Regions from separate parts of the Homo sapiens genome. Here region 1 is linked to region 2. The links are chromatin loops, found by intact Hi-C in ENCODE. Cell type or tissue: mammary epithelial cell. All regions are shown on one strand.

Region 1 (5,000 bases), 140 kb before region 2:
TGTTCATTAGGTTTATTGGTCTAAAGTTTTCTTTTTTTATTGTATCTCTGCCAGATTTTGGTATCGGAATGATGTTGGCTTCAGAAAAGGAATTAGGGTCAGGAGCTCCTTCTCAATTTTTTGGACTAGTTTCAGTAGAATTGGTACCACTTCTTTGTACATCTGGTAGAATTCAGCTGTAAATCTGTCTGGCCTAGGGCTTTCTTTGCTCAGTAGGATTTTTATTACTGATTCAATTTCAGAGGTTCTTATTGGTTTGTTCATGTTTCACTTTCTTTCTGGTTCAATATTGTGAGGTTGTGTGTTCCCATGAGTGTACCCATTTCCTCTAGATTTTCTAATTTGTGTGCATAGAGGTGTTCATAATAGTCTCTAAGCATCATTTGTTTTTCTATGCAGTCAGTTGTAATGTCACCTTTGCCATTTCTTATTGCACTTACTTGGCTCTTCTCTTTTTTTTTCTTTGTTAGTCTAGCTAGTGGTCTATTAATCCCATTTATTTTTTGAAAAAACCAACACTTGGTTTCATTAAACTTTTCTATGGGCTTTCACATCTCAATTTCATTCAGTTCATCTCTGCTTTTAGTTGTTTTGTTTTCTTCTAATAGCTTTGGGGTTGGTTTGTTCTATTTTTTTCTAGTTCCTCTAGGTATGATGTTCTTTAATTTGAGGTCTTTCTAACTTCTTGATGAAGGCATTCAGTGATATAAACTTTCCTCCTAACACTGTATTTAGCTGTATCTCAAATATTTAAGTAAGTTGTATCTCTGTTTTCATTAATTCTAAAGAATTGTTTTGATTTCTGCCCTAATTTTGTTGTTCACCCAAGAGTTATTTAGGAACAAGTTGTTTTTTTCTTTTTTGGGGGGACAGAGTCTCGCTCTGTCACCCAGGCTGGAGTAGAGTGGCGCCATCTCAGCTCACTGCAACCTCTGCCTCCCAAGTTCAAGCGATTCTCCTGTCTTGGCCTCCCAATTAGCTGAGACTACAGGCACGTGCCACCATGCCTAGCTAATTTTTTGTATTTTTAGTAGAGACAGGTTTCACCATGTTAGCCAGGATGGTCTCGATCTCCTGACCTTGTGATCTGACTGCCTCGGCCTCCCAAAGTGCTGGGATTACAGGTGTGAGCCACCGCACCCAGCCAGGAACAAGTTGTTTAATTTACATGTTGTTGTGTAGCTTTGAGAGATCATGGTATTGGTTTCTATTTTTATTGCATTGTAGTCTGAGAATGTGCTTGGTATAATTTCTATGATTTTGAATTTATTGAGACTTGCTTTATGACTGAGCGTGTGTTTGATCTCAGAATATGTCTTGTGTGTGAATGAGAAGAATGTATATTCTGTGGCTGTTGGGCGGAATATTCTGTAGCTGTCTATAGGTCTAGTTGGTCAAGTGTTGAGTTTAAGTCCAGAATTTGTTTGTTAGTTTTCTGCCTCAATCATCTGTCCAATGCTGTCAGTGGGGTGTTAAAAGTCCCCACTATTTTTCTGTGGCTGTCTAAATCTTTTTGTATGTCAAGAAGAACTTGGTTTTACGAATCTGAGTGCCTTAATGTTGGGTGCATATATAATTAGGATGGTTAGGTCTTGTTGAATTGATCCCTTTATCATCATGTAATATCCTTCTCTGTTCTTTCTGCTTGTTGTTAACTTAAAATCTGTTTATCTAGTATAAGAATAGTGACTCCTGCCATTCCTTGTTTTTAATTTGTATGGTAGATCTTTCTCCATCCCTTTACTTTGAGGCTGTGTCAGTTATTACATGTGAGATGAGCCTCTTAAAGATAGCAGAGAATTAGATCTTGTCTTTTTATCCAGCTTGTCACTGTATGCCTTTTTTTTTTTTTTTTTTGAGACGGAGTCTCGCTCTGTCGCCCAGGCTGGAGTCCAGTGGCGCGATCTCCACTCACTGCAAGCTCCGCCTCCCGGGTTCACGCCATTCTCCTGCCTCAGCCTCCTGAGTAGCTGGGACTACAGGTGCCCGCCACCACGCCTGGCTAATTTTTTTGTATTTTTAGTAGAGATGGGGTTTCACCATGTTAATCAGGATGGTCTCGATCTCCTGACCTCGTGATCTGCCCGCCTCGGCCTCCCAAAGTGCTGAGATTACAGGCTTGAGCCACTGCGCCTGGCCCACTCTATGCTTTTTAAGTGGGGCATTTAGACCATTTACATTCAGGGTTAGAATTGGTATGTAAGATTTTGACCCTGTCATCATGCTGTTATGTGGTTGTTAGCTGGCTGAGGGGATAGTCTGTTCATTTGGAGGTCAGGGGACACTCTGTTTTTTAAATTGCCAGAATTCTTTGCCTATTCTTTCTCATTGAGAAGGCTGGTCTTCCTTTAACTGTGGCGCCAAATGAGCATCATCATCTGTCTTTGTTTCTGGGTGCTTTCAGAGGGTCAAGGCTCTGTGTAGGATCTTTAATTGTGGCTGGATTTTTGCCTAGGGTCTGACAGGCTTTGTATACTGGCAAAATATTTTTGGTGTTGTAATTTGGAGTGTGAACCAGTAGATGGAGCTTCAGGGTGTTGGCCAGCAGATAGGCTCTTAGCCATACAGCTCTCTGTGTATTTCAGCACATTCACAGTAGTACTCTGTGATGGCAGTGAGAAAGATAGGTGACCCCCCAACAAGGTCTGCTCCAGGGCCTTGGAGAAGCCCCCTTTGATTACTGGCACCGCATTCATATTTCCTTTGTTAGGCACTCTGGGCAGCAGGGTTTCCTCACGTACTGGCTGTGGCTGGCATTCAGGTCACACCCTTCCTGGATCGGCCCTGTAGAAGGAGGCACAACTCATTCCCGTCAGCCCAAGAACCTGAGTATCTCATCCCTCAAAGTGTTCTGGGAGTAGGGCACCTCTCCTGCTTGGGCACTGCCAAAGCCAGTGAGCCTTGTCTGGCTAGAGGCAGTGGGGGTGGGTGGAGTGGCATGGACCACCATCTGCATGCTTTCTAGGGGAACACGGGGCTTTGCCCACCTGCAGAGTTCAGGCAGGAGAGGGGCTGCTGTGCTGGAAGCCCAAGCTGGTGAGTCCCATCTGGCTAGCAGCAGTGTGGGTCAGAGAAATCTCCCAATTCATCACCTGAGTGTTTCCTGGGGGGACACAGAGCTGTGCCCACTGGCAGAGTTCAGGCAGGGCTGGGTCTGCTGTAGTGGAAGGAGTCGTCAAGCCTTGTCTGGCAGGTAGGAGTGAAGCAATCTGACTGCTCCCCAACACCACAACTGTGGCCTCTATTGGTGTTACGGCTGTTGGTGCCAGGTTGTTCAGGTGTCTAAGGCCTAAGGAGCTCCCCATGGTTTTGAGTGGTACCTCTGCAAAAACTCTGGCAACTTTCTGTATCAGTCTAGAGGCCCAGGGTAGGGTGGGGGTCAAGGGTGTTCTCCCATTTCCTGAATTGCACAGGTTCCTGTGATAAGTGTGGATTCCCTGGGAGCTCTTACTCCCTCACCCTGTCCCTGTATTCGGAAGCTTCTCTTGGCTCCCTGCTAGTCCTGGGTGGGCAGATGCCCAGCTTCACTATTTTCTGTTCTCTTTGTGTCCTCTCTCTCCCTTGATGGATCCTGACATGGATTCTTGGATGATCCACTTAAAGAGTCAGTATTTACTTGCTACTTTGTTTCCTCTCTGTTAGAGTGGCACACACTAGCTGCTGCTAGTCAGCCATCTTGAACCACTTCAGGAATTTTTTTTCTGGTATGAATCTTCAGAAAATTCGTACAGAAAGAGTTTTGGTGATAAATATTCTAAATTTTTACATGTATATTTTTATTTTATCTTCCTAATTTGACTTTGATTGGAATTCTAGTATTAAATTCTAGTGTAGCTTTCTGGAAAATTTGAAGATATTTTTTCATTATCTATTGCCTTCAGAGTTTCTGAGAAGATTGATGTCAATTCATTCTTATTCATTTGTAGGTAATTTTTATTGTTGTTATATGAAAGCTCTTAGAATTTCTCCCCATAATTTTGTGGGTTCTGAAATAACACTATAGGTAGTGTGTTTACATTTTTTCTTGTTTGGCTTTTAGTAGAAATTTTAAGTTTCAGGACTCATGTCTTTCTCTGCTCAGGGTAATTCTCTTCTATTATTTCTTTAAATATCATCTCCTCCTTGTTTGGTCTACTCTTACTTTTGTGAACTCCCATGAAATGGCTGTCGAAATTCTGGGTCTAGTCTGCAAAGTCTTTTAAGTTTTATTTCATATGTTCCCGCTCTTTGACTCTTTGTATGCATTCTAGGGCAATTCTTTGTCTCACTCTGCTAGCTTACTACATCAACCTTCAGTTGGGTCTGCTCTACTTTTTAGACTATCTCTTAAGGTTGTCATTTCAACAACCACATTTTTAATTTTCACAATCAATAATTTGTATTTTTTTTACTTATTCTGAGAATGCTAATTGTGCTTCCTCCCCAACCCCACCCCCCTGCAAAAAAAAGCTCTGCTCAGGTTGCTCTATTAATTCTATTTTTCCCTCTGTAGGTTCTTGGGTTTATTGACTTTACTCTTTCTCTATGTGTTGGCTTCCCTCAAACATCTCATTATTCCCATAGTGAAGACTTTATTTTTGATTGTGTGTCATAGGTGTTTGTGCAGCCCACGAGGGCATTATTTTATTGAAAGTGTGTGGGAAGTACAGCATGCTGACAGGATAGCACCTCGGTGTGTATTTTTCTGAGCATGGCTGCTCCTCATTTCTTTTACAAATCACAGTCACATGCACATTGTCCATTCTCCATTCTCTCTAATCTACTCTTCCTCATATTGTAAGCAATCACTCCCATTGCATGACTAGTCAATAGGGTAGGGGTTGGTCAGCTTGGCTGTTCCTGCTAATCACCATGTTTATTGCCTCTTCTACTCATCAATCTACAGGTATAAAGTTTCTTTGTATAAGATCTCACATTTTTAACAGTTTAATCATGTACAGATTTTGGATTGTGGCTTTTTAAAAAATCAATTTGATTCCTATGACTTTTGTCCTTTAAGG
Region 2 (5,000 bases):
ACTGCTTGAGCCCAGAAGTTTAAGGTAGCAGGGAGCTATGGTCATACCACTACCTTCCAGCCTGAGTGACAGAGTGAGATCCCATCTCTTGGAAAAAAAAGGTGAATGATTCTGGATTACAAGGATGTCCAGTGTGTGGTCATTAGAGTATATTGCTAAAGAGAAATATTAGACAACATTTACATTTCCTGTTTTATTTATATATATATATATATATATATATATATAAACTTAGCAAGACATATGTATATAAACAAATACATAATGTGGCAAATATTAGCTTTGCAACTTAATTAATTTTTAAATATATATCCACACATGAACCACAACCCACACACAGATATGTGGCATGTATTTCCAACAATGAGAATCCTTTTTTTTTTTTTTTGAAACGGTGTCTCACCCTGTCTCCCAGGCTGGAGTGCAGTGGCGCAATCTCGGCTCACTGCAACCTCCATCTCCCGGGTTCAAGTGATTCTCCTTTCTTAGCCTCCCGGAGCTAGGACTATAGGCGCCTGCCACCATGCCCGGCTAATTTTTGTATTTTTAGTAGAGACGGGGTTTCACCTTGTTGGTCAGGCTGGTCTCGAACTCCTGACCTCAGGTGATCCACCTGCCTCGGCCTCCCAAAGTGCTGGGATTACAGGCATGAGCCACTGCACCTGGCCGAGAATAGATTTTTTAAAGACCCAAGAAAAGGGGCAGCCCAGCAAGACAGAAAATTTCACCAGTAACTGCTCTACTTTAACCAAACACCACAGAAAAGTGTTCACCCACTCCCTGTACCCACATACCAGCAAAGACTGAGTAGGAAGCTTAAACTTCACCCATACCATACAAGATGCCAGAACCCTGCCTGTTTCCCCACCCCAACCAGAGCAGTATCAGAAAAGGCCTTGTGGGAGCTGGAACTTCCATAACAACCAGGCCATAAAGATGCACCCCATGCCTCAGTTGGAGACCATGTAGGGAGCCTGGACTTCTGCTCCAACCCAGCCAAACAAGTTGCCTCCTGCCTTCTTCATCAGGGTAGTATCAGAGGAGGCCAAATGAAGAGTTGGGAATTTTACCACCATTCACTTATAAACGTGTGGGTCGGGAGAAAGAGATGAAACACAGAGAACAAAACATTAAATACAATTTTAAATAACTTTAAGATATTTTATGAGAGTAGGAATGTGAAAAGTTGGCTCTATAGTAATAACTAAGTAATTTCAATTAAAATATTTTTTACATATTATGTTTAGAAAAAACAAATGAGTATATCATTATTCCTGAAAATTTCCTCACATATAACCCAGAGTGAAAGTTCACCTTGTCATCTTGATTTCATTCTCTTACATGCCCACAATATCCATTCACTTTTTCCCTAACCCAGCAACCTGCGTCCTCATATCTCTACCACACTATCTTATCCAGGAAACTTCCTTTTACTAGAATTCTGGGAAAGCAGTGTCCAACAGCTCTTTGTCAGAAATCCACTGTCCCAAAGTCTTAAATTAACACAATGGCGCAATTTCTGTAGGTTCATTTTCACCCCTTATTTGTTTATTTTTAAAAAATAAAACAAAGCCTTAAGCCGTCAAATGCCTGAGATATACAGGAGCAATGACGTTGCATTTCATCAGCCAATCAAGTAAGAGATGATGGGCCTGAAGCTAACCGGTGCAGACTAGGGGCGAGTTTGGAGCAAGTAACTGTCAGTGAGGTTGCAGTTGGTCTGGGCTGTTTGGCTGTGAGCGAAATAGCTGCCCCCCACTTCTCACTTGCACACCACGGGATACTCCTCCTGAGGCTCCGGATGGTGAGCTCTCCAGTCTCTAGTTTCCTTTTCTGGAAGTTGACCTTTCCTACTGGTACTTTCTCTCTCAGTCTCGCCTCCTAGATGAACAAAGGCTCCCACTGTTTTCCTGCTAGAGATTCAGCCACTCCCTCTTGGCGCTTCTGCCTTTCTTGTGGCAGACCATGGAACACTTTCCCAAAGATCAGCTAGCTTCTCGGTTTGAACTTCTACCCCTTAGCTGCTTCCCCTCCTCCATTATGCTTTTTACATCAACTCTTTGTGAACTATCCAGTGGCATGTGTTCCCTTTGCGTTACTGAAACTGAAAAGTCCAGCCCTAGGGGAAAGCTCACTGGTTCAGGGAATCGCCTCAGGTGTGTGGAGCTGATCTTGAGCTGGAGGAAGGGCTCATTCTGAGTGGAGGGGCATTAGGAGGGCAATAGCCCACCCACCTTCAGAGTCAGTAAGATGTCTGCGTTGTGTGGTAGGAGAGTTTACTAAGGAGACAATCCAGCCTCTGGTATCAATATAAAATAAACCATTAAGCATGAGCTTTGTAGCTGTGAAGATTACTGAGATCCCACAGTGCCCTCTTCAGGATGCTTTCTTCACCTAATTCTTGCAAAACGTTCCAATCTGAAGGAAGAAGACTGTTTCCATGTTCAGTAACATGGTAAATTAGTGTGACTTACGGTTCATGAGACAAAATTTCTCAATGCTGGCTGACTGACAAGGACAAATTCATGTCATTTTTGAGAGGGCAGTCATTAATTTCCTCCACACACAAAGAGAATTGAGATATTAGCTAACATGAGAGATATATATATATATATATATTTGAAATAGAGTCTCACTCTGTCACCCAAGCTGGAGTGCAGTGGCACAATCTAGGCTCACTGCAATCTCTGCCTCTTCAATTGATTCTCCTGTCTCAGCCTCCCAAGTAGTTGGGATTACAGGCATGTGCCACCACACCTGGCTAATTTTTTTTTTTTTTTTTTTGTATTTTTAGTAGAGACAGTTTCACTATTTTGGCCAGGCTAGTCTCGAACTCCTGATCTCAAGTGATCCACCCGCCTAGGCCTCCCAAAGTGCTGGGATTACAGGCGTGAGCCACTGTGCTCAGTCAACTAACTTATTGTTAAATTAATGCAGAGGACCTATGTGATAAACCAATATTTTTTTCTTTAATGGGATTTGGACTCACAGACTTTTACAAAGCTGTCAAAAGTCAGCTTAAGATGAAGAGTTCTAATTATATTGAAAACCTGTGGCCGGGCGTGGTGGCTCACGCCTGTAATCCCAGCACTTTGGGAGGCCGAGGCGGGCAGATCACAAGGTCAGGAGATCGAGACCATCCTGGCTAACACAGTGAAACCCCGTCTCTACTAAAAATACAAAAAATTAGCCGGGCGTGGTGGCTGGCGCCTGTAGTCCCAGCTACTCGGGAGGCTGAGGCAGGAGAATGGTGTGAACCCGGGAGGCAGAGCTTGCAGTGAGCCGAGATCGCACCACTGCACTCCAGCCTGGGCGACAGATCATGACTCCGTCTCAAAAAACAAAAAAAAGAAAACCTGTTTATTCTCATAGCTATTTCCTTACCCATACATTTAACATATTAAGCTACAGTAATGTTAGTATTTTTAAAACTATTTTAAGATGACATCTATTCTCAAATAGAGATTTCTTATGAGATTTTGGAGTAGAGGTTGGGGAAGCCAAATGGTATTTATCACATATGCATAGCCAGAGAGATAAATTGTGTTGAATTTGATCATATATATCTCTGAATTTAAGAGTAAACAGGATTCGTGGTAATTTTATTATTATTAATGTGATTATAATTTAACTTTCATGTTCTGGGATACATGTGCAGGTTTGTTATATGGGTAAATTCATGTCATGGAGATTTGTTGTACAAATTATTTAATCACCCAGCTATTAAGCCTGGCACCCATTAGTTATTTTTCCTGATCCTCTCTCTCCTCCCACCATCTACCCTCAAGTAGGCCCCAGTGTATTCCCCTCTATGTGTCCACGTGTTCTGAATATTTAGCTTCCACTTATAAGTGAGAACATGCAGTATTTGGTTTTCTGTTCCTGCATTAGTTTGCTAAGAATAGTGGCTTCCAGCTCCATCCATGTTCCTACAAAGGACATGATCTCATTCTTTTTTATGGCTGCATAGTATTTCATGGTGTATATGTGCCACATTTAGTTTATCTAGTCTACCATTGATGGGCATTTGGGTTGATTCTATGACTTTGCTTTTGTGAACAGTACTGCAATGAATGTACGCATGCATATGTCTTTATGATAGAACAGTTTACATTTCTTTGTGTTTATACCCCGTAATGGGATTGCTGGGTCAAATGTTAGATCTGTTTTTAGGTCTTTGAGGAATCACCACACTGTTTTCCACAGTGGTTGAACTAATTTACATTCCCACCAACAGTGTATAAGCATTCCTTTTTCTCCACAACCTTGTCAGCATCTGTTATTTTTTGACTTTTTAATAGGAGCCATTTTGACTGGTGTGAAATGGTACCTTCCTTGTGGTTTTGATTTGCATTTCTCTAATGATCAGTGATGTTAAGCTTTTTTTTTCATATGCTTGTTGGCAGCATGTATGTCTTCTTTTTAGAAGTGTCTTGTCCTTTGCCTACTTTTTAATGGGGCTGGTTGTTTTTTCTTGTAGATTATTTTAAGTTCCTTATAGATGCTGGATATTAGACCTTTGTCAGAAGCATAGTTTGCAAAAATTTTCTCCCATTCTGTAGGTTATCTGTTTACTTTGTTGATAGTTTCTTTTGCGTGCAGTAGCTCTTTAGTTTAATTAGATCCCATTTGTTAATTTTTGCTTTTGTTGTGATTGCTTTTGATGTCTTTGTCGTGAAACCTTAGCCCACTCCTATGTCAAGAATGATGTTGCCATTACCAGCCACTACAAAAACACACTTAAGTACACAGACCAGTGACACTGTAAAGCAAGCACACAGTCAAGTCTGCATAATCACCAGCTAACATCATGCTGACAAGATCAAATCCACATGTATCAATACTAACCTCGAAAGTAAATGGGCTAACTGCCCCAATTAAAAGGCACAGAGTGTCAGGATGAATAAAGAACCCAGACCCTATGGTATGCTGTCTTCAAGACACCCATCTCACATGCAAGATCGAAAGAAATGGATGGAGAAAAACTACCAAGCCAATGT

Evidence for each region. Hi-C counts contacts between places; a loop is a spot of excess contacts. Peaks named below come from ENCODE experiments on the same cell type or tissue, not always from the same donor. Only the 100,000 strongest peaks of a DNase experiment are listed, where the experiment ranks them.
Region 1: it touches region 2 in a loop (11-fold over the local background); 9 of 110 quality-filtered maps call a loop at or near these places.

What each region holds. Positions count from the first base shown.
Region 1 is chr3:112,435,316-112,440,315 of GRCh38, reverse strand. No RefSeq gene overlaps it. Among named protein-coding and RNA genes, the nearest start is that of BTLA, 62 kb to the left of the region's middle. In mammary epithelial cell, a CTCF peak has its summit at 2,526 (motif pointing right); a DNase peak (open chromatin) is centred at 2,535.
Region 2 is chr3:112,290,897-112,295,896 of GRCh38, reverse strand. SLC9C1 (solute carrier family 9 member C1) reads left to right here and starts at 1,681. Exons shown (of 29, transcript NM_183061.3): 1 at 1,681-1,804. In mammary epithelial cell, a CTCF peak has its summit at 2,376 (motif pointing left); DNase peaks (open chromatin) are centred at 2,076 and 2,356; H3K4me3 peaks cover 659 bases; H3K27ac peaks cover 1,170 bases.